Linked DNA regions of Homo sapiens: region 2 is linked to region 1. A link is a loop called in an ENCODE intact Hi-C map of the cell type or tissue named here. Cell type or tissue: A673. All regions are shown on one strand. Links, peaks and the distances in the headings refer to the core of each region. The heading gives the core; the rest is flanking DNA.

What was found. A loop is a pair of places that touch in the nucleus more often than their neighbours do. Peaks named below come from ENCODE experiments on the same cell type or tissue, not always from the same donor. Only the 100,000 strongest peaks of a DNase experiment are listed, where the experiment ranks them.
Region 2: a loop joins it to region 1, with 7 times the contacts of the local background. A loop is called at or near these places in 7 of 110 quality-filtered maps.

What each region holds. Positions count from the first base shown.
Region 1 is chr2:85,822,772-85,834,234 of GRCh38, forward strand. LOC284950 (a long non-coding RNA gene) reads left to right here. Exons shown (of 3, transcript NR_038888.1): 3 at 1,225-4,017. Among named protein-coding and RNA genes, the nearest start is that of MIR6071, 45 kb to the left of the region's middle. In A673, for the core only: CTCF peaks have their summits at 4,807 (motif pointing right) and 8,080 (motif pointing right); a DNase peak (open chromatin) is centred at 4,840.
Region 2 is chr2:86,364,760-86,375,339 of GRCh38, forward strand. No RefSeq gene overlaps it. Among named protein-coding and RNA genes, the nearest start is that of REEP1, 32 kb to the left of the region's middle. In A673, for the core only: CTCF peaks have their summits at 3,711 (motif pointing left), 6,024, 8,328, 8,532 and 1 weaker place; DNase peaks (open chromatin) are centred at 3,702 and 8,302.

The sequences.
Region 1 (11,463 bases), core at 1,745-9,744:
ACATCAAGAAAGAACACTTCTGGGCAATAAAACACACTTTAACAAATGTAGAAGAATAGAAATCATACAAAGTATGGTGTCAAATCACAATAGAATTGAAAAGGGCACGTACACGTGAGTGCCCTGGAGTTTAAGCTCCATTGGCTTCAGGCAAATCTGCTTCTGCTGGTGATCCCCTTCCAGGCAGGGCGGGTCAGCCTCTCTGTGCACAGCTGTCCACTGCAAACTTGTCTCCCTCTCTCTGTGGCTGGGCACCAGGACATGTGAAGAAGGAAGTTCTCAGGTTATAGGGACTCAGCCTCCAGGGCACAGCCAGCTAGCCTCGGTGACCATTTGGAGGCCTGGTGTGTTAGTCAGGGTTGTCTTAGAGGGACAGAACTAATTATATATATAATTTATTATTATTATATATAAAATATATTATAATTATTATTATAAAAATATATAATATATATAATTATATATACTTAATATACTTTATATAATAAACTCATAATAAATAATAATTATATATAATTAATATATATAATAAACTCATAATAAATAATAATTATATATAATTAATATATATAATAAACTCATAATAAATATATATAATATATAATAAATTCATATATGTTTATATATGAGTTTATTAAGTATTTATATATATATGAGTTTATTAAATATTAACTCACAGGATTACAACATCCCACAATAGCCTGTCTGCAAGCTGAGGAGCAAGGAGAGCCAGTCCAAGTCCCAAAACTGAAGAACTTGGAGTCTGATGTTTGAGGGCAGGAAGCATCCAGCATGGGAGAAAGATGTGGGCTGGGAGGCTAGGCCCGTCTCACCTTTCCACATTTTTCTGCCTGCTTTATATTCGCTGGCAGCTGATTAGATTGCGGCCACCAGATTAAGGGTGGGTCTGCCTTTCCCAGCCCACTGACTCAAATGTTAATCTCCTTTGGCAACACCCTCACAGACACACCCAGGATCAATACTTTATATCCCTCAATCCAATCAAGTTGACACTCAGTATTAACCCTCACACTTGATAACAGGAGATTTCTGTAGACAGGAAAGTGAGGAAGTGGAAGGTATCTCACAAGATGGTCCTGAAGAGACATCAGAGTCTTCCCTCTGGCCTTGCAGGGGCCTATGCAGGTAGCTGCATGGAGCCCTTCTTCGGGTCAAGGAGATGATGTCCCCTTCACTGACTTTTGCACTTCCTTGAATCTGCAGGGGAGTGTCCCTCCAACTTCAGAGTGAGCAGCAGCAGCTGACCAGATTGGAGGACATTTCCACTGTCTTCCCTGGCAGCTGTGATGTGTTGTGCGGTGGCAGCTGAGGATTGCCTGCGTGTAATCTTTGAGGTTCCAAGATGCTTGTTGGAAGTGGAGCCTGGTCAAGCAGCAGAAAGGACAGCTGGATCCATGCTGGGTGGGGTGAGGTGGGGTGCTTGTCAGGGAAGTTGGCTTCAGCTGGAACTGGAGGTTGGCTCCAGCAAAGGAGGTTGAACATCACTGATTCCTGACCTGCAGCACCCAAATGGCCACAAAGAGATGTCATGGGTTTTGAGGAGGCCACAGAGCCAACAGCTTTAGTGTCTTCAGAAGGATGAAGAAAACTTGAACAACATTTTAAAATAGCTTGAGATATAATTCACATCCCAGAGAGTGCATCCATCTAAAGGGTACAATTCAATGGATTTTAGTATATTTACGGAGCTGTGCATTCATCACTACAATTAATTATAGAACTTCTTCATTTACTCAAAATACCCCAGCACCCCTTAGCTATCACCCTGATTCCTCTATCTCCCCCAGCCCTAGGCAACCATTAATCTTTTTTGTATCCATAGATTTGTCTATCCTAGACATTTCATATAAATGGAATCATGCAATATACGACCCTTCTTTCACTTTGTGTAATGCTGTCAAGGTACATCCACGTGATATCAGTTCCTCATTCTTTTTATGGCCAAATCACATTCCATTGTATGGATATATTACATTTTATTTATCTGTTCATCAGTTGGTGGACATTTGGGTTGGTTTCCATGTTTTTGGCTGTTAGGAATGATGTCCCCATGAACATTCATGTACAAGTTTTTGTGTGGACATGTGTTTTCATTTCTCTTGGACATATGCCTAGGAGTGGAATTGAGTCACATGGTAACTTTATAACCATTTGAGGAACTTCCAGACTGTTTTTCAAAGTGGCTACACCATTGTACATCCCCACCAGCAATGTACAAGGGTTCCAGTTTCTCCACATTTTTTTCAACTTTTTTTTTAATCATTTGACTTTTTTTTGAGACAGAGTCTCACTCTGTCGCCAGGCTGGAGTGCAGTGGCGTGATCTCAGCTCACTGCAACCTCCGCCTCCTGGGTTCAAGCGATTCTCCTGCCTCAGCCTCCCAAGTAGCTGAGACTCCAGGTATATGCCACCATGACCAGCTAATGTTTGTATTTTTAGTAGAGACGGGGTTTCACCATGTTGGTCAGGATGGTCTTGATCTCTTGACCTCATGATCCACCTGCCTCAGCCTCCCAAAGTGCTGGGATTACAGGCATGAGCCACCGTGCCCGGCCTCATCTGACTTTTTAATTAAAGCTACCCTAGCAGACATGAAGTGATATCTCATTATGGTTTTGATTTGTATTTCTCCCATGGCTAATAATATTCAGGACCTCTTTATGTGCTTATTGGCCATTTGTATATCTTTTTTAAAGAAATATCTATTCAGATCCTTTGCTTATTTTTGAATTGGGCTATTTGTCTTTTTATTCTTGAGTTGTAATTGTTCTTTATATATTCTAGATACAAGCAACTTATTATGTTTATAGTTTGCAAACAATTTTTTCCCATTCTTTGGGTTGTCTTTTCACTGTTTTGATAGTGTCTTTTGAAGCCCCAAAGTTTTTTATTCTGATGGCTGGTTTATCTGTTTTTTTCTTTAGTTGCTCATGCTTTTGGTGTCAATCTAAGAATGCAGTGCCAAATCCAGGGTCATAAGGATTTATCACTATGTTTTCTTCTGTGACTTTTATGATTTTAGTTCTTCTTTATAGGTCATTGATCCATTTTGAGTTAGTTTTTTTATACAGTGTGAAATATGGATCCAACTTCATTCTTTTGCATGTGGAAATTCAGGTGTCCCCACATCATTTGCTGAGGGGACTATTCTTTTTCCATTGAAAGAAGTTGGCACTCTTGCTCAAAATCAACTGGCCATAGATATGTGGGTTAATTTCTGGGCTCTCAGTTCCATTCTGTTGATGTATAGATCTGTCCTTATGCCCATACCACACTGTTTTGATTACTGTCATTTTATAGCAGGTTTTAAAATTGGGTAGCATAAATTATCCAACTTTTTCAAGATTTCTTTAGCTATTTGTGTTTTCTTGCATTTTCATATGCATTTTAAAAGCAACTTGTCCATTGCTGAAGTCGAAATTTTGATAGGGATTGCATTGAATTTGGAATCTGGGAGTATTGCTATCTTAATAATGTTAAGTTTTTCAATCTATAAACATGGGATGTCTTTCCACTCATTTAGATCTTCTTTAGTTTTCAACAATATTTTGTAGTTTTCAGAGCATAAGTTTTGTACTTCTTTTGTTAAATATGTTCATAAGTATCTTTCTGATGCTAATATAAATGAGTTTTTTTTTAAGACAAAGTTTTGCTCTGTCACCAAGGCTGGAGTGCAGCGGTGTGATCTCAGCTCATTGCAACCTCTGCCTAACGGGTTCAAGTGATTCCCCTGCCTCAGTCTACTGCGTAGCTGGGATTACAGGTGCCCACGACCACACCCAGCTAATTTTTTGTATTTTTAGTAGAGACAAGGTTTCACCATATCGGCCAGGCTGGTCTTGAACTCCTGACCTCAAGTGGTCCACCTGCCTCGGCCTCCCAAAGTGCTGAGATTACAGGCTTGAACCACTGTACCCAGACTGGAATTGTTTTCTTAACTTCATTTTTTATTTGCTCATAACTACTGTATAGAAATAAACTGATTTTTGTACACTGATCACATATCCTTGTAAACTTGCTAAACTCATTTATTAGTTTAATCATTTTCAGTGAATTCCTTAGGATTTTCAACGTACAAGATCATGTTATCTGCAAATGAAGACAATTGTACTTCTTCCTTTCCAATATGGATGGCTTTTACTTTATTTCCTTGCCTCATTGCCCTGGCTGGCCTCTTTAGTACAATGTTGAACAGAAGCTGTGTGAACAGACATCCTTGTCTTGTTCCTGATCTTCTGGGGAAAGCATTTTGTGTTTCAGCATTGAGTGAAAGCCCTTTAGCTGTGGCCTTTTCTAGATGTCCTTTAACAGGTTGAGGAGACCGAGTTCTTCAGAGGAGGAGCTGTGTCAGCTCTGAGGTGACGCACAGCATTGTCAGCTTTCTGAGTCTGAGGTCCCGGCTGGCTGGGAGGAGATGATGTCCTGAAGGATGTGGACATGATGGGCTGGGGCTCTGGGGACTTGAGGGGAGTCCCCGCTGCAGACCTGGGTATGGGAATAAAAAGGCAATATCAAAGGCAGTAATTGGACCCGTGGGAGTGGACCATCTCGGGAAGAGAAAAGAGCATCGGGGCAGAGATGTGGGAGAGGGGAGGGGAGCCCGAGAAATGGTCAGAGAAGGAGGAGAAAATCCAGACTGTGCAGGGAGGAGAGAAGTGCCCCAGCAGCTGAAGACGGTGCCAGAGCCTACTGGCTGGGGGGACCTTGCAGAAGAATGGGCCAGACCCACTGGGGGCCACCTGGTAGCCCGGCGCTGAGAGCTGTGCACGCGGCCTCACAACACCAGGTGGCGCGGTGGACCATTGTAACAGCCACTCCTCTTAGCCCTGGTGGTTTCTTTTCATTAACGACAAATGAAAGAGCTGGGGCCTCGCCAAGCCCCTGTTCAACCGATGGAACCTCTGAGAGGGGCTGTGACCTTCCTGAAAGCATTACAGGGGCATTGTGGCAAAGGTGGGGCTGCCTCCTGGCCTCCTGGCTCCTGTCCCAGGATCTCTCTCCAGTCACCCCTTACCTACCCCAAAGGGATCTAGAAAAGTGGCTGGCGGAATACCCGGTCAGAAGGCAGCCTGGAAGGACTTGAGGTCCACCAAACCCGTCTAGGTCCCCAGCACCACCTGCTTTTCAGTGTTGCCTGCGGTGAGATCACCTTCCTCAGCTTTCCCATCGATTCTCTGCTCCCAGTTCCCCACTCCCCATTCTCTTTCCACTCAGAGCCACATGATTTTCAGTTTAAGCTGAATTGAGTCACTCTCCGCGCCCCCCCCGCCCCTGTAACATCCCTCAGGGGCTCCAAATTGCTCCTTACCCCTACATTCATCTCCCTCATCGCAGCCACACCCTGAGCCTATGCTCACTTTGTGATTTGGTTGTTAAAGCATGTCCTGCTTTAACAACCCTTCTCGAAAGCTGCTAGTTTTGCCTGGAACGCTCCTCCTGCCCTCCTGCCGGCCCCCTAATTAGCATTTTGGTCTCAGTTTAGACTCACCTGGTTTTCCTGGTGCGCTCCCGTGGTGCGCCTCCCCTTTGCTTTGACACCGCCTTTGTCATGTTGACTTGTTTAGCATCTTTTCCCTCTAGACTGAGGATCCAGAACAGTAGGCAGGGTCCATGTTAGGTGCAGCCTGTCATCAGCGCCCAGCCATGGCTCTCTGCAGGCCATGGGAACTAAAGGTGGCGGTGCTGGCAGGGCAGGATAGGAGGTGGCGCCAGGAGCCACAGGGCAGTATTTCGAGGACAGCCCTGCTGGGTACTAAGATACAGCCAAGAGTGTCTGGAATGATGGGCAGAGCATCAACTGGTTTCAGAGTTTGAACAAATGGTGTTCAGAACAGCATGTTCTGCCAGAATGGTCAGCCAGACTGCCAGGACTGAGGGTCCTACAGAAGGACCCCCTTTGTCATTCTCACTTCCGTATTCCAGAACCGGGGGTATTTTAGTGTGTGGGAAAATAAAGCAATCGTTGAGTTCGATTTCAGTCCCAAGTTTTGGAAAACGTGTGGGTGCATCTGCAGTAGATAGGTCTCAGCACGGCCTTTGTTCCAACCCAGTCAGAACTCAACCAGAATTGGGGCCAGTAGATCCTTGAGCCAGACAATGACAACATGGAGGTACCCATAAAGCCTAGGGGTGACAAGCACCCAGCCATGCCATTCCTGTGGATACGAGGGTTGTTGGCCCATAGGACAAACTCTTCACAACATTTCCCTCTCCCTTCCCTCTTGCAGCTAGTTGCATCAGTGGGTGGTAATAGAGGTTCTGAATTTTCCCAGTGCATGGGCGGGACGGCTGAGGGGCTCCATGAATGCAAGTTTATTACACAAAGGAAGTCACCTATCTCTTTATGTACATAGAGACTTCCAGAAGGCTAAAGAAATAAAAAATGATCTAAATGAGCTTTTCTCCTTTGTATTTCATATTTCAGTGTTACAAATATATAAAATCTTTTTTTGGGGGAGTATTCAAACTTGGACAATACAAATTAGGCAGTCCAGGGGCTGGGCATGGTGGCTCACACCTGTAATCCCAGCATTTTGGGAGGCCAAGGTGGGTGGATCACTTGAGGTCAGGAGTTCAAGACCAGCCTGGCCAACATGGTGAAACCCTATCTCTACTAAAAAAATACAAAAATTAGCTGGGCGTGGTGGTGGGCACCTGTAATCTCAGATACTCAGAAGGCTGAGGCAGGAGAATCACTTGAACCTGGGAGGTGGAGCTTGCAGTGAGCCGAGATGGTGCCATTGCACTCCAGCCTGGGCAACAGAGCGAGACTCCATCTCAAAATAAATAAATAAATAAATAAATAAATAAATAAATAAAAATTAGGCAGTTCTTTGTTTCTGCAGGAAGCTTTGACTCTGACAAACAGGAACAAGACTGTGGTCTTTGAATCTGGCTCTTTACCTCCAGCCAGAATCTCCTCAAAATCGTTATCCCAAACTTGCCCACTTCCTGAAGACAGATGATTCTTTCTTGTGGGGAAGTACAATGCAGGAAGTGGGCAAGTTTGGGATAACGATTCTCTGCTAAATGGATTGAAATTTAACATTGGAAATTAGTCCAATGTAGTCATCCAGATAATGAAAATTAAACTATATACATCTCTATTTGTAGTAGAGATGGGGTTTCACCATGTTGGTCAGGCTGGTCTTGAACTCCTGGCAGGAAGTGAGCGAGGGAGAGGGGTGGGCAGAGAGATGGGAGAGGGAAAGAAAATCAGGACTGCCTCTGTATGGAGGGGGACTGAGGAAAATTCTGGAGACACTTTGAAGTAGCTTCAGGCTGAGACAGATGTCATCAGGAGAGCCCCTTCTGAAAGTGACTCCAAACATCTTGGGATAAAGGTGTTAAAAACATAAACTAGGTCACTAGGAATAAGTATATAAAGCAGTGAGTGTGCTGGTCATATTGTCCAAAGACAACCTCAGGATATTTGACTTGCTGACTGGGCAGTGTAGGAAGTGAGGTTGCACACCCCAGTGTGCATGAACCTGAAAGGAGCTGCTCCTCTGTGAAGCAGGAGGTTGAATGAGGTGGTTTTTCTATGCCTTGTCAGTCTTCTGTGGGACTAATAGTGGTCATGTTGGGAGAGCTGGAGAGTTTAGCAAGAAGACAGGAGGCCTGTCCCTCTGACCTCTCCTTAGCTGCCCCCCTGGCATCACAGTGCACACCATGTTCTTAAATTTAGGCCAAGTTTGCCGACAAAAGTGATATAGGTGAGCCATCGGCAAAAGATGGAGAAGGGAAGGCCATTGACATGCTATTCCACTCAACCTTTTGTTCGAGGACAAGATGCTTGGTTTAGGCTGGAATCTATAGTTTCATTTGTTTGGAATCAATGTGTGCTATGGTCTGAATGTTTGTGACCCCCAAATTCATATATTGAAATCAAACACCCAATATGACGGTGTTTTGAGGTGGTACATTTGGGAGATGATTAGGTCATGATGGTAGAGCCTCATGAGTGAGATTAACACCCTCACAAAAGAGGCCCAGAGAGCTCCTACACCCCTTCCACCATGAGAGGACACAGCAGAAAGATAGCCATCTATGAACCAGCAGGTGGCACCTCACCAGACACTGCACCTTGATCTTGAACTTCCCAGCCACCAGAACAGGGAGAAATACATTTCTGTTGTTTATACACCACCCACTGTATGTTATTTTGTTGTAGCAGCCTGAACACATGAAGACTGTGTGTGTGTGTGTGTGTGTGTGTGTGTGTGAAGGTTTTGAAAGTGACCCCCTTTTCAGCTTATCACAATGGAAGCTCACGCAGCTCTAGAACAAAACCCCATAATCAAAAGGTCTTTTGTCCACCATTATTTTAAATACAAGGTTGTATTTAAATGATCAGATCTGTAGTAATTACCATCTTTTAAAAATAATCTTTGAGTATATAATGATGGCCAAAAATTTTTAAAAAGCAAATATGCAATACAATAGAGTTATATTATATTGGTTTCCAAATTCCATGTAATAAACTCATGACAACTGCCTTGAACGCAAATCACAGAGCCTCTGACTCAGGAATTTCCCTATTAGAGTCTGAAGCTCCAGCCCACACTTTGATATACCTTGGCAGGTCTCTGAAAAGGTAGGGTACACATGTATTTTGTAAACTTCAGCAGTAAGCTGGTTTTCTAAAATGTATGGATATGTACACAGACATTAAATGGGCCTATCTGGCTTTTGACACTTTTTAAAATACGATTTAAATCACTAGGACAATTACATATAAAAAAAAGCAACTGTTCATTTATTGCTTCAGTTACCTATATTCCATTCCTCTTAGCATAAGACTCCCTTATCCCAGATTCTAGACTCAAGAGCTCTTCATTGTATTCAATCTTAGACCATCAACTGCCCATCTTCATGTTCCACCAAAGATATGAAATCAAATAAAATCAAAACATATTTATTTAATGCCTACGACAGGCGAGGCCTTGTTATAGGTTCTTGAGATGGAATAATAAAATTCTTTCACTGCAGAGTTTATAACTTAGTTACAGATGTACACTTGAATTACTCATTGCTTTAGGGCTGATGGTCAATTTCTTCCCACTTCAAATGAGCCAGTCTGATGGGACATCTTGATATATTATGAGTAACAGTCAATGCGAAACTACTTTTTCATTTGACTACTGTTCTTGTTTTTTTTTGAGACAGAGTCTCACTGTGTCACCCAGGCTAGAGTGCAGTGGAGGGATCTCCCCTCACTGCAACCTCTGCCTCCCAGGTCCCAAAGTGATAGGGTTAGAATGTAGCCAAAACGAAGTGATCCATGGTTTTAGAAATCTTTAACAGGCTGGGCATGGTGGCTGACACCTGTAACCCCAACACTTTGGGAGGCTGAAGCAGGAGGATTGCTTGAGTCCAGGAGTTCAAGACCTGCCTGAGCAACATAGTGATACCCCCATTTCTACAAAAAACTAAAAATTAGCTGGGTGTGGTGGTGCACACCTGTAGTCCTAGCTACACAGGAGGCTGTGGTGGGAGGATTGCTTGAGCCCAGGAGTTTGAGGCCAGCCTGCACAGCATGGTGAGACTCTGTCTCTACACAAAATAATTTGCTGGGCACAGCAGTGCCTGTAGTCCCAGCTACTTGGGAGGCTGAGGGAGGAGGATTGCTTGAGCCCAAGCATTCGAGCCTGCAGTGAGCTATGATAGTTTTCAAGATACTAGAAAAGTAAAAGAAAAGAAACTAAAAAAAGGAAAAGAAGAAAAAACTCACTAATGTGCAAAAAGAAAATATTTGAAGGTTTAAAACCCACTGGTAAAATTAAATACATGGATAAACCCAGTATTACTTTAATACTGTAATTGTGGTATATAATCCACATCATAACTATGGTATACAAATCTATCTATCTAGTATAAAGCCCCAAATACAAATCTATCAAAAACAATAATAGTTATAGCAACCTATTAAGAGATAGGGAATATCGGCCAGGTGTGGTGGCTCACGCCTGTAATCGCAGCACTTTGGGAGGCCGAGGTGGGCAGATTACGAGATCAGGAGATCGAGACCATCCTGGCTAACATGGTGAAACCCCATCTCTACTAAAAATCCCAAAAATTAGCTGGGCGTGGTGGCAGGCACCTGTAGTCCCAGCTACTTAGGAGGCTGAGCCAGAAGAATGGTGAGAACCCAGGAGTTGGAGCTTGCAGTGAGCCAAGATTGCACCACTGCACTCTGGCCTGGGTGACAGAGCAAGACTCTGTCTCAAAAAAAAAAATTAAAAAAAAAAAGGGAGATAGGGAATATAAAGATATATAAATTGAGATAATATAAAGCCAAAATGTGGGGAGGATGAAGTTAAAGTGTAGAGGTTTTTTCAGTTTTTTGTTTTTACATTTTTCTTTGTTTCTATTTTCTGTGTGATCTATGCTGCCATCTCTTTAAAATAACTTGTTGTATCTGTAAGATTTTTTTGGTAAGCCTGATGGTAACCACAATGCAAAAATCTATAATAGATTCACTAAAAATAAAAAGCAATGCGTTAAAACATACTATCAGAGAAAATCACTTACCACAAAGGAAGACAGTAAGAAAGGAAGAGAGGAGTTACAAAACAACCAGAAAACAAGCAACAAAATGGCAGTAGTAAGTCCTTACCTATCAACAAAAACACTGAATGTAAATGGACTCAGTTCTCCAATTAAAAGACATAGAATGGCTAAATGGATAAAGAAATAAGACCTGACTATATGCTGCCTACAAGAAGATCATTTCACTTCTAACGTGAAGGGATGGAAAAAGATATTCTATGTAATTGGAAACCAAAAAAGAGCAGGAGTAAGTAGCTGATATAAGTAAGTACTTACATCAGATAAAACAGACTACAGATCAAAGACTGTAAAAAGAGACAAAGAAGATCACTAATGATAAAGGGAATAATTCAGCAGGAGGAAATATGTATCAATATCTATGTACTGAACAACAGAGCTCTCAAGTATATAATGCGAACATTAACAAATCTAAAGGGAGAGATAGACTGCAATACAATAATAGTAGGGGACTTCAACATGCTACTATATGTGATGGACAGGTCATCCAGACAGAAAATCAAGAAACACTGGAGTTAAACTACACACCAGATCAAATTAGGCCTGACACTTACAGAACATTTTACCCAACTGCTGCAGAATACACATTTTCTTCATCAGCACATGGAACATTCTCCAAAACAGACTGTATATTAGGCCACAAAACAAGTCTCAACAAATGCAAAAAAGTAGAAATCATATCAAGTATATTTTCTGATCACAATGGAATAAAACTAGAAATAACAAGGGGGGCCTTGGGAAATACACAAACACATGGAAATTAACACACTCCTGAATGACCTAGGGCCAATAAGGAAATTAAGAAAATTTTAAAAATTTCTGGAAACAAATGAAAATGGAAAATGACATATCAAAATGTGTAGAATACAACAA
Region 2 (10,580 bases), core at 654-8,653, 540 kb after region 1:
TTTTTTTTTTTTGTATGGATAGGGGTTCACTATGTTGGCCAGGCTGGTCTCGAACTCCTGACCACCTTGGCATCCCAAAGTGCTGGGATTACAGGTGTGAGCCACTGCACCCAGCCCGGTGCCACACACTTTTAAACAACCAGATCTCATGAAAACTCACTCACTATCAATAAGACAGCACCAAGCCATGAGGGATCTGCCCTCATGACCCAAACACCTCCCACCAGGCCCCACCTCCAGCACTGGGGATTACAATTCAACATGAAATTTGGGTGGGGACAAATATCTAAACTACATCACATAGCTACTCAGAATCTGAGAATGTGACCTTATTTGGAAATAGTGTCTTTGCGGATGTAATTAGTTAAGATGAGGTCATACTGGGTTAAGCTGGGTCCTGAATCCAGTATCTAGGGTCCTTATAAGAGCAGGAAAAGACACACAGAGACACATCCAAGGAAGAAGACCATGTGATGATGGAGACAGAGATGCGAGTAATGCAGCTGCAGGCCAGGGAATGCCAAGGATTGCTGGCAATTGCCAGAAGCCAGGAGAGGGGCACACAAGAGATTCTCCCTCAGAGCCTCCAGAAGCCGCCAACCCTGCCAACACCTTGATTTTGTACTTCTGGCCTCTGGAACTGTGAGAAAATAAATTTCTGTTGTGTTAAGCTCCCCAGATTATGGTAGTTTGCTATGGCAGCCCTAGGGGATCATACAGGGAGGTTCCCTTCAGAGTCCCCCTTGGAGCTGCCTTTGCTTCTCCATGTCCTCTGTGGTCAGGGCTCTTCCTGCATCACCCACAGGGCCCAGGGTGGGACTCTCAGTTGTATGAGCACAGCATACAGGACTGTGGCTTTGTCACAGCCAGCCACAGGGTGGTCCTTCGAAAATAGCCCTTTGCAAAGTCCAGGGATTGGCTGAGAGCCAGGATGCACTGCGCATCTCAGTTCCCCACCCCCACTACAATAGAGATGATGATATACCCTAAGTGTGCAGGTAATATTAGTGAATCAGCAGAATTTTGTTAAAACTATGCAAGGCTGAGTGCACAGGAGACAACTAGGAGGCCACAAGCATTTAAAGGCTATAATCTAGTTCTTATTAATAATGTAATGACAAAACTGCCATTTATTGAGCACTTAGCATGGGCACAGAGCACTTTATAAGCATTGTGTCATTTTAGCCTCCCATCAGGACTTATGATGTAAATAACGTGCCCAAGGTCAAGAAGCTAGTAAGTAACAGAAGAGGGCAGATAAGACATGTGCTCTTTAAAAGAAAGGAAGGAACAACAGAGCTGAAGATAGCATGTGCGTAGGACACAATTTCGCAGAAGAAGCAACATGCAGTGGTAGAAAAATCTGTAAAATGGAGACAAAATAATTCCAAATTCATGGGGTTGTTCTGAAGTCTAAATGAGCTAATGTTTCAAAGGATTTTTCCTCAGGTGTCTAGCATATAGTAAGGTCTCAACAAACATGAGCTGTGCTAATTATTATTAAAATGCATGGGGCAGACATCCAGAGCCTTCCAGATGGAAAGACTGTCTAGAGAAAAAGTAGAGATTCAGAAGGGTATATTTTATCCTAAAGTCAGGTGTAGACCCTGAGCATGAAGATGAAGAAAACAGTTATGGGTGGCTAAATAACACTAAAGGCATTGGGAAAGTACTCTGTGGTCTCTGGAGCTGGAGGGTCCTGAGACTTGCTGGGGGAGGGATAGGTAGGAATTAGGTGACACAGGGCTCCAGGCCCTTTCCTACCTCCTCCACCCTGAGCCAAACTGCACTGAGCTGGGGTTTTTTTTTTTTTTTTGTCTCACTCTGTCACCCAGGCTGGAGTGCAGTGGCACAATCTCAGCTCACTACAACCTCCGCCACCCCAGCCCAAGCGATTATTGTGCCTCAGCCTCCTGAGTAGCTGGGATCAAGGCGCGCGCCATGACACCCAGGTAATTTTTAGTAATTTTAGTACAGACAGGGTTTCACCATGTTGGCCAGGCTGGTCTCAAACTCCTGGCCTCATGTGATCCACCTGCGTTGGCCTGCCCAAAGTGCTGGGATTACAGGTGTGAACCACTGCACCTGGCCAACACTGAGCTGTTTACCCACAGTATTTCATTATGGGATTATGTCTATGGAATGCTTAATTTTGCTCCCTGTAGCCTTGTGATGTTGGACACATCTCTTCACCTCTTCACCTGTCTGAACATCGGTGTCCCCATTGTGAAATGGGATAATATAGCACCTGTCTCTGAGGGTGGCCAGTAGCATTCTATTATTCAATGCATGTCAAGAGCATAGAACAGTGTGGACACCTAGTACTAGCCAAAAGATTCTGCTATCACTTATAGAGAGGAAACTGCTGACAAGAGACAGGAAACAACTTCTGCAGGTGGCCAGGCTGGCTAGTAACAAAGCCAAGCCAAACCAATCTTTGACCTGTCAGATAACACTCCCATAATCCTGACCTATGCTTCTTCTATGCCAGGCACTGCTAAGGGCCTCACAAATATCATTCTTTTAAACTCATGACAATCCTGAGAGGTGAATATTATTATTTTCTCACTTTACAGATAAGAAAACTGAGAGCCAGAACAGTTAGATAATTTGCACAAGGGCTCAGAGCTGGTTAGTGACAGAGCTGGGATGCAAACCCAGGCAGCCTGGCACCAGACTATTAAACTTTGCCTCACTCAGGTGATATATCCATTTGTGGTCCAATCTCAAGAGAGAGTCGGTAAGGGACAAAAGTCAAGAGGTCTGGGATATAATTTCAGGAGCAGAGGGAGGTTTGCTGGGCTGTGTGTGGGGCAGGCAGGCCTGGGTCCTTGGCCTTTGTAACTAGCTCTTAGGGGAGCTCTGGGGACAATGTCCTCCAAGACCCAGCCTGCTGGTCAATCCTGTCTCCTTGCTGAGTCCCCTTTGCCCTTGTCCAGGTGCCCTTTGCCTTGAGCTTCTGCAGTGCCCTGGCTTCCAAACAACCTACTCTGATAAGCTGCACAGTCTTTCAACTCCCAGGTTCAAAGCCCAGCTCTGCTACCTGCTGTCCTTGGATGAGTTTTTTATTTATCCTCCTTACACCTCATTCCTCACCTGTAAAACAGGGATGGTTTTCTTATATTTGCTTTGCTTTATTCCAAGGATGATATCAGACAGTGTCTGCAAAACAAATGGCACATAGTATTACTAAATTCACGTTGGTTCCTCCCCACCCCCAGTCTACTCTGCTCCCTCCTTATCTATCCCCACTTTCCTCTAATTGTGGAATCGCAATCGTGGCTCTTTTCTGCAAACATCCCTCCATCAGATGACAAAATACTCAACTCAAACAGAAGTCAATCGATCCAAACTTAATAGTAACTAATATAACAGTGCTATGCACCAGGCTGGAGGAAAGTGCTTTAAATGCATTTTCTCCTTAAATCTTCAAATGAATCGTGCAATTTCCTGTGGTTTCAGAGACCTCAGTGAGTAACTTGCCCAAGGTCACACAGGGATTTAGTGTCAGAGCAGGATTTGGATCCACCCACCAAACCCAAGCAGACGGCTCCTGTCCAGTGCCTGCACCCTGCCGTCTGTTCCTGTGAGAAGCCAGTCCGGGCCACCCAGTTTCTCTCCCCAGAGAGCCCCCTGTCCCAGAGAAGGACCCTGTTCTGCAACCCAGAGAAGGGGACTCCTTGGGGATTTGGCCTGGGGCGGGTGCGCCCTCTGGGGGAGCCAGCAGAGAACGCCTGGGAAAAAAAAAAAAAAAAAAAAAAAAAAAACGCGGTGGGTGGGAAGGAGGCGGGGCTTGAAAAACCAAATTGCTTTCAACAGGTACTTGGCCAATCGCGAGGTACCGCAGCTCAGTGAAATCCCTAAGTTAAACCCAAGTACCATCCAGACTGATTGAACACTTATCTCCTGTGAGGGTCTGGAATGAATTGGTAACAGATGGATGAGAATTTCAAAACCAGAGAGGTGCCCACAGGAGCCAGCATGGGGGACAGTCCCTAGTGCTGGTGAGCTGACATCTAGGCATCATTGTTCAGTCCTGGGCTCATCAGAGGCAGCCAGGCGAGGTGGAAACTGTTCATGTCCAACTCAGAGAGTGTCAGATGCAAGAGGAATAGGACAACTGGGAGCACTGGTGGTCAAAGGGATTTCTGCTTCGGGTGCAAAATTGGAATTAAAAAAAAAACAACTCTGGAGATTCTATGATTGAAATATCTGTCAAGAATCTGTGATTCTATTACAGGTGCTGCTCTAGGAAAAAATGCACTGTGGGGGTCCTGCTCACACCTGGGGTTAATCTAAGGATTACAGAAGTGCATTTGGAGGGAATATTGAAGCAGACGGAGTGGGCTAGCCTAGTGGGTCTGCGTGTGGCCCCTGAAGAGCGGCTTCAGTGTCACTTGGGACTTGGTAAAAACACAAACTTGAGGTTCCAACCCCAGGCCTACCGAGTTAGAAACTGTACAAGTAGGGCCCAGGAATCTGTTTTAATAAGCCCTCCCAGGGACTCTGATGCAAGCTAAAGTTTCAGAATCACTCTCTAGAGTTCATCTTAATCTGGTGGTTATTTTCCTCTGTATTTTCATCACACAGTACTGATATTTACTACTGTTAATATAACAATAGAGCATCCATCAATTCGGCATTTATTATGAACCAACACAAAAATGAAAAAGACGTAGTACCTTCTTAGTAGGAGCTCACAAAATGATGAGAAACTCAATTTTAACCCAGACAACTGTCATGCGCACCCCAGCCAAGGGATGAACACACTAAGGGTGCAGAGGAAGAAGGGATTCATTTCTACTGATAAGCTGGCAGAAAGAATCACTGAAACAATGATTCGTGATTTGGATTTTGAAGGACATGTATCATGTTCAGCAAGCAGAGAAAGAGAAATTGATTATTACTTAATAATAGTTCAACCGTCCTTAAACCAAGGGTTTGCTTTTAGACCAAACAGAGCAGAATAGTTGTTTTCCTTGATATCTTTATTTGTGGGGCAAGTCAGGCAGCATCATCTGCTGGTGGTTCTCATGGTAATGGGAAAGCAAAAATAAATGATCTTCATCAGTTCATAAGGTTGCTAATCACCCAAGGTCAGGACTGGAGACTGTGAACCCAGACGCCACTGGTTTTGAGTAGAGGAGCAATATGCAGAGAGGAGAACTACCTGGTGACAGCAAGGATGTGTTGCTGTGTGTGGAGGGCCAGGCGTCCAAAATGGGGAGCGGGAGATGGAAGAGACATCAGCAGAGAGGAGGAGAGAAGAAATGAAGGAGGATTTGACTGAACTTGGTGGAGGCTTTCAGGAAAGAAGAAGAATCAATCGTTCAGTAGTACCTGTATTTGGCCTCCTAAATTAAATGTAAATAAGGCTTTGCAGCCTGAAAGCATAAGAGGAAATTTAAGCCAGAGTTTCAATTATTTAAAACTGCAACACAGTACACTTGGAGCTGGGATCCAGACTGTTCTGAGGAGTCAAACCACATCACTCATTAGACAGATCTTCTCTGAGCTCAGGACAAGCTAGCCCCTGGATCAGTCAGGGCCTAAGCAGAAGAGAGACACCACACAATAATTTGAACAGGAAAAGTTCAATATAAAGAATAAATCATAAAAGTGAATTGGATAACAGGGGATTGGCTAAAAGAACAAAAAGAGAACTCTAAAGAATAGAGGAATGGCAGACATAAGAAGCAGCTGCTATGCTGGGGGCTACTTAGGCCCATATGATAGCAGAGTTGCTTAGGTGCTTGCCAGCACAACTTGCTGGAAGTCAGTCTTCTAGGGTGCTAGGGAAAGCTGCTCCTAGGGAGGTGTCAGTGGAGGCACTCCACTATAAAACTACCACAGGTGGAGTGCCAGGGGAAGCTGCTGGCCTCCAGATGTTGCAGGAGCCTGGGACTGGAGAAGCTGTGCTTGCCACAGGAACCTATTGAACTAGGCAGTACACTGGAAGCAGGAAGCAAAACTCTTTCCTCCTGCAATGTCTCTCCAGCGCCCTCTACTCACAAAACTTTCCTTGGAAAAAGAAAAATATTTATAGGTCCCAGCTTAATTTTCACAGAGCAAGCAAAAAGGGTGAATTTGGAGTTGAAAAGCAATGAATTGGTAACTGGGACACCCCATAACTATCTTAGAAGGTTCAGGACACTCAAAAAGGGTATCGTTTGATTCCATATTACCGTAGAAAACAGTTTAATCTTGTCTAAGTTTGGACTTTAAGCAGGTAGAGGCTTGCCTGATGGGTACCTGGCCATGTGTGCATCAAAAACTTTATAAAAATTGATGCCTTTTCATCTAGGACTTCCATTTCTAAGGACAAGCAGAGGTAAACAGTGGTTCATTGCTGTGATATTTATTAGAAAGACAGAAAACGTGCTTAGAAGTCTGATATCTGGGGAATGGTTCAATAAGTTCTGATGTGTTTACAAGGTGAAATATAGGTCATTAAAATGATATTTTAAAATAATTTTTAATGGAATGAGAATATACTCATGATATAATGTAAAAAGGAAAAAAAGGACATGAATAGTATCTGTGGTACATTCCCAATTATGTTAAAATGTAAAAGAGTGTGTGTGTATGTTTAATAAAACAGAAGGCATGATAATGGTGTTTATCTCTGGATGGTGATTTTTATTTTTCTTCTCCATGCTTCTCTATATTTTTCATATTTCCTAGACTGAGCATGTGTTACCTTTATAATTTAAAAAATGTGAGCATGTTTTAAGGAATATGTACATCTCCAGCATTCAGTAGCAGGAGAGAAGCCTGGCTTCACGATTCCTTCTGGAAGCTTACGTTTAAGATCTGATTTTTCTTCAGGAGTACAGACTTTTAACGGCCTGTTTACAGCTCCACTGGGGTGTGGGTGGAGACAGAGCTCTTTCTGCCCATATCATTTCCTCTTCCTATATCTCTTGAATCTTTCCTTCCTTTGTGCAGAAGAAGAGAGAGAACAAAAATATACAGCAGTGTGATAACATGGCCTTCATAAAACTCTGCTCCTGACAGCAGCCACTGTGTATTTACTGACTGCAGAACTTCCCTCCCTCCTGCTCAACCCTCCCTCCTCCTCTGCTAGATATTTACCAATTCATTTGTATCCGATGTTCCTTCTGAAACAATCACTGGGATAAGATGAGATTCTCTTTTTCTGAGGTTTTCGCTTGCCAGAACAGCATTCCAGAATTCTGGTTTTGTTTTTCTTTTTTAAAAGAACTCAGTTATGGTAAAGATATGCATGCTGCATAATGATAAAATAATCTAACTTTCAAGTCAAAAAATAAAATATATTAATCTATATTATTTTAATAGCTTCTTATACAATAAAAAAGCATTGAATTTTCATAGGACACTTTTAATAAGTCACAGTGTGACCAACTCCTTCCTCTTTTCAAGAGTCTGATGGAAGTCCAGCAATTTAATAACAGATATCACTAAGGAAACATGAAAGAATAAGATGAATGGGATAGCTACCGGGAGGGTTGTTTAAACTATCAACCAATATGGCCCCCCTATACTCACACACACACATGGTCACACACACATGCACACTAGAAAGGACATGAAACTCCTCTCTGGCCTGTGGGGGCAGAAGACAGCTGGAGAGGAAGCAAGACCTCAAATTAATTGAAATTTCAATACCCACACGAGGCTACGGCTCCTGTTTGGACAGCATAAACAGAGGCAGAGTAAGTTTGGAGAGCTGAGAGCAGAGGAGCTCTGTTCGCTCTTTCTCTCCAGAACTCTGGTACCTCATAGGAGTGTCTCATGCCCTTTTGCAGTGGAAACTGTAGCGTGACAATGACTGAATGGGATGCCAGGGACACAGGGGTTCTGGGACAGTCTTACCTGTATTCCCACGGCTCTTAAGTGGCATGAGGGAGCTGTCACATTTTTCTGAGCCTCCCTTCCCCAAGAAAGATACAGTAGTTAGATTTTAAAAAAGGAGAGAAATGCTAATCTCCAGGATCCCTTTGCCTTGAGGGAATACTGGGTAGAAAGTGGTGTGAACTCTATGACTGCTATCATATGAGACCAGACCAAGACTGGAGGCCTGGCTATCATGGGTTCTGGGGCACTCCTCCCATATCCCTTCTCCAGGGCAGATGCACTCATCTCTCAGCTGCTGAGAATACTGGTTGCTGACCAGTATCCACTGGGAATTGCCCTGGCTGTGGGGAATTGGCCCCCGGGTGGGAGCAGTCCACACATAGTCAGTGACTGGCTGAGGTAGGGATACAAAAGCCAGCCTGTCCTGCTTCAATTTGGAGCAATCATAAGGCATTGTTCCAGCTCAAGAGCTCCCCCTGGGATCTAGGATCTGTCACCACATTACAGGACGGTTTCTATCTCTCCCCATTCCTGCCTTCCTTGTTCCCTTATTCCCATCTGCAAGACGCATAACTGCCAACACTTTCCAATAACCCCTCTGTAAGCCTTTTTCCATCTCAGAATGTGAATTCATTGTAATATAGTTGGTGCCGGGAGTGGTCCTAGGAAGCCAACTGCAAAAAGGGATTTTGGAAATGGGTCATTTGCTGGCTAGCTGGCAATGAGAACCCTAGACCTGGTGGCTGAGCATATGCATGGGACAAGAGCCCCAGAGTGTGCTGGACAGGTAACATTGTTCTGATCAGCACTAACACAGCTCCTTGGAGGACATTGCAGGGTCTCTGGCTTGCATTTTGAGAAGCCAGTGGAGGATTTTGAGTACAGAAGTGATTTAACCTCACTAATTTACAGGGAATATAGGGAGAAGAGAAACATGTTAAAAGACACCAAGGGGAAACAATCAGAAAAATCCAGGCTGGCAGAAATCCTACAGGATAAACAATGTTGTTTGATTATGTAAAAATATCTTGAAAGATGGAAGACACTATAAGCCAGGTTAGATGACATAAGTGTGTCTACGCATACAGCAGCTCAGGAATGTTACCCAAGAAACTGGTAATGGATGTGCTGGGACCAGATGTAGGCAGCTGTAATACAGAGTGAGGAGGAAAATTACCTTTTGAAGTATTTTCTTTTTTGCATGTTGTTTACTTCACCACCCTATCCAAATAATTCTATTTTGGTATCAAGTAATTGTATTATTTCTTTGGAAACAATACCAATAAATAAATATATCTTTTAAAAAAGGTAGCAATAGACTGGGAAAATCGACATTAATATTCCCAATATACAAATATTTTCTACAAGTCAATAAGAAGAAGATGAACAGCGAAACAGGAAAAAAGCTATTCATCAATCCATCTTTTTCGAATGGTTTTGATGAATCCCAAGCACGTGCCCAGCACTATTCTACATGCTGAGGATAGGGTGCTGAAGTAAACAAACAAAGACTCTGCAATCCAGAGGCTAACATTCAGTAATGGTGGGGTGTGCACGGAAGAAGAGCACATCTACAGGCAATTGACAGGAACAGAAATTCTAATGGTTATAAAGAAATAAAAAATTCTCGACCTCAAAAACAAATATATACAAAGTGAAACAGGAAGACATGATTTTAACCCATGGAGTGTCAAAGATTAAGTAGACCTAGAGCATCCATCCACAGTGAGAGTGGGGGAATTGGAACTCCTTTGTAATGTTGAATGGTATGTAAACCAGTGCAAGAGTGAAAGAGCATAATTTGCCTGTGTGTGTTAAAATAGAAATTATACATACACTTATAGCCAGCAATAACACACTTAGGAAACTTTGGAAATAATACCAAAAGTGCAGAAAGGCATATTGAGAAGCAGTGTTTATTACAGCATTTTTTTGAAACAGTGAAAATGTAAAAACAATCTCGATGCTCATCAGTAGATGATAGTTAAATAAATTATGATATATCCATAAGTACAAAATAGTACTATTTTGATGTTAAAAGAATGAGGTAAAGAATGAGGTAATTCTATAGATATTCACCTGGAAAAAGAAGGTTGCCAAGCAGAATATAGGAATTGTTCCCTGTTGGGTTTTTAAAAAGCTCTATCTGTATGATAAAACTTAATTTGTTAAAAAACAAAACTCTGTATGTGTGTTTTAAACTTTTCTTTTTGGAATAATTATAGACTCACAGAAAGTTTTTAAACTGTCTTTTAATTTTTTTACTTTTAATTGACACAAAAATTGTACATATTTATGGGATACATGTGATATTTCAATACATGCATACAATGTATAATGATCAAATCAGGGTAATTGGCATATCCATCACTCAAACATTTATCATTTCTTTGTGTTAAGAACATCTGAAATCATTTCTAGCTATTTTGAAATATACAATAAATTATTGTTACCCATAGGTACCCTACTGTGCTATAGAACACTGGAACAAATTCCTCCTGTGTGACTGTAATTTGCACCATCAATCATTCTCTCCTTATCTCCCCCTCCCTTTATCCTTCCCAGCCTCTAGTAACATCTAGTGTTTCACTCTATACTTCTATGAGATCAACTTTTTCAGCTCCCACATATGAATGAGAACATGCAATGTTTGTCGTTCTGTGTCTGGCTTATTTCATTTAACATGATGTCCCCCAGCACCAGGCTCATCCACTTTGCCTCAAATGACAGGATTTCATTTC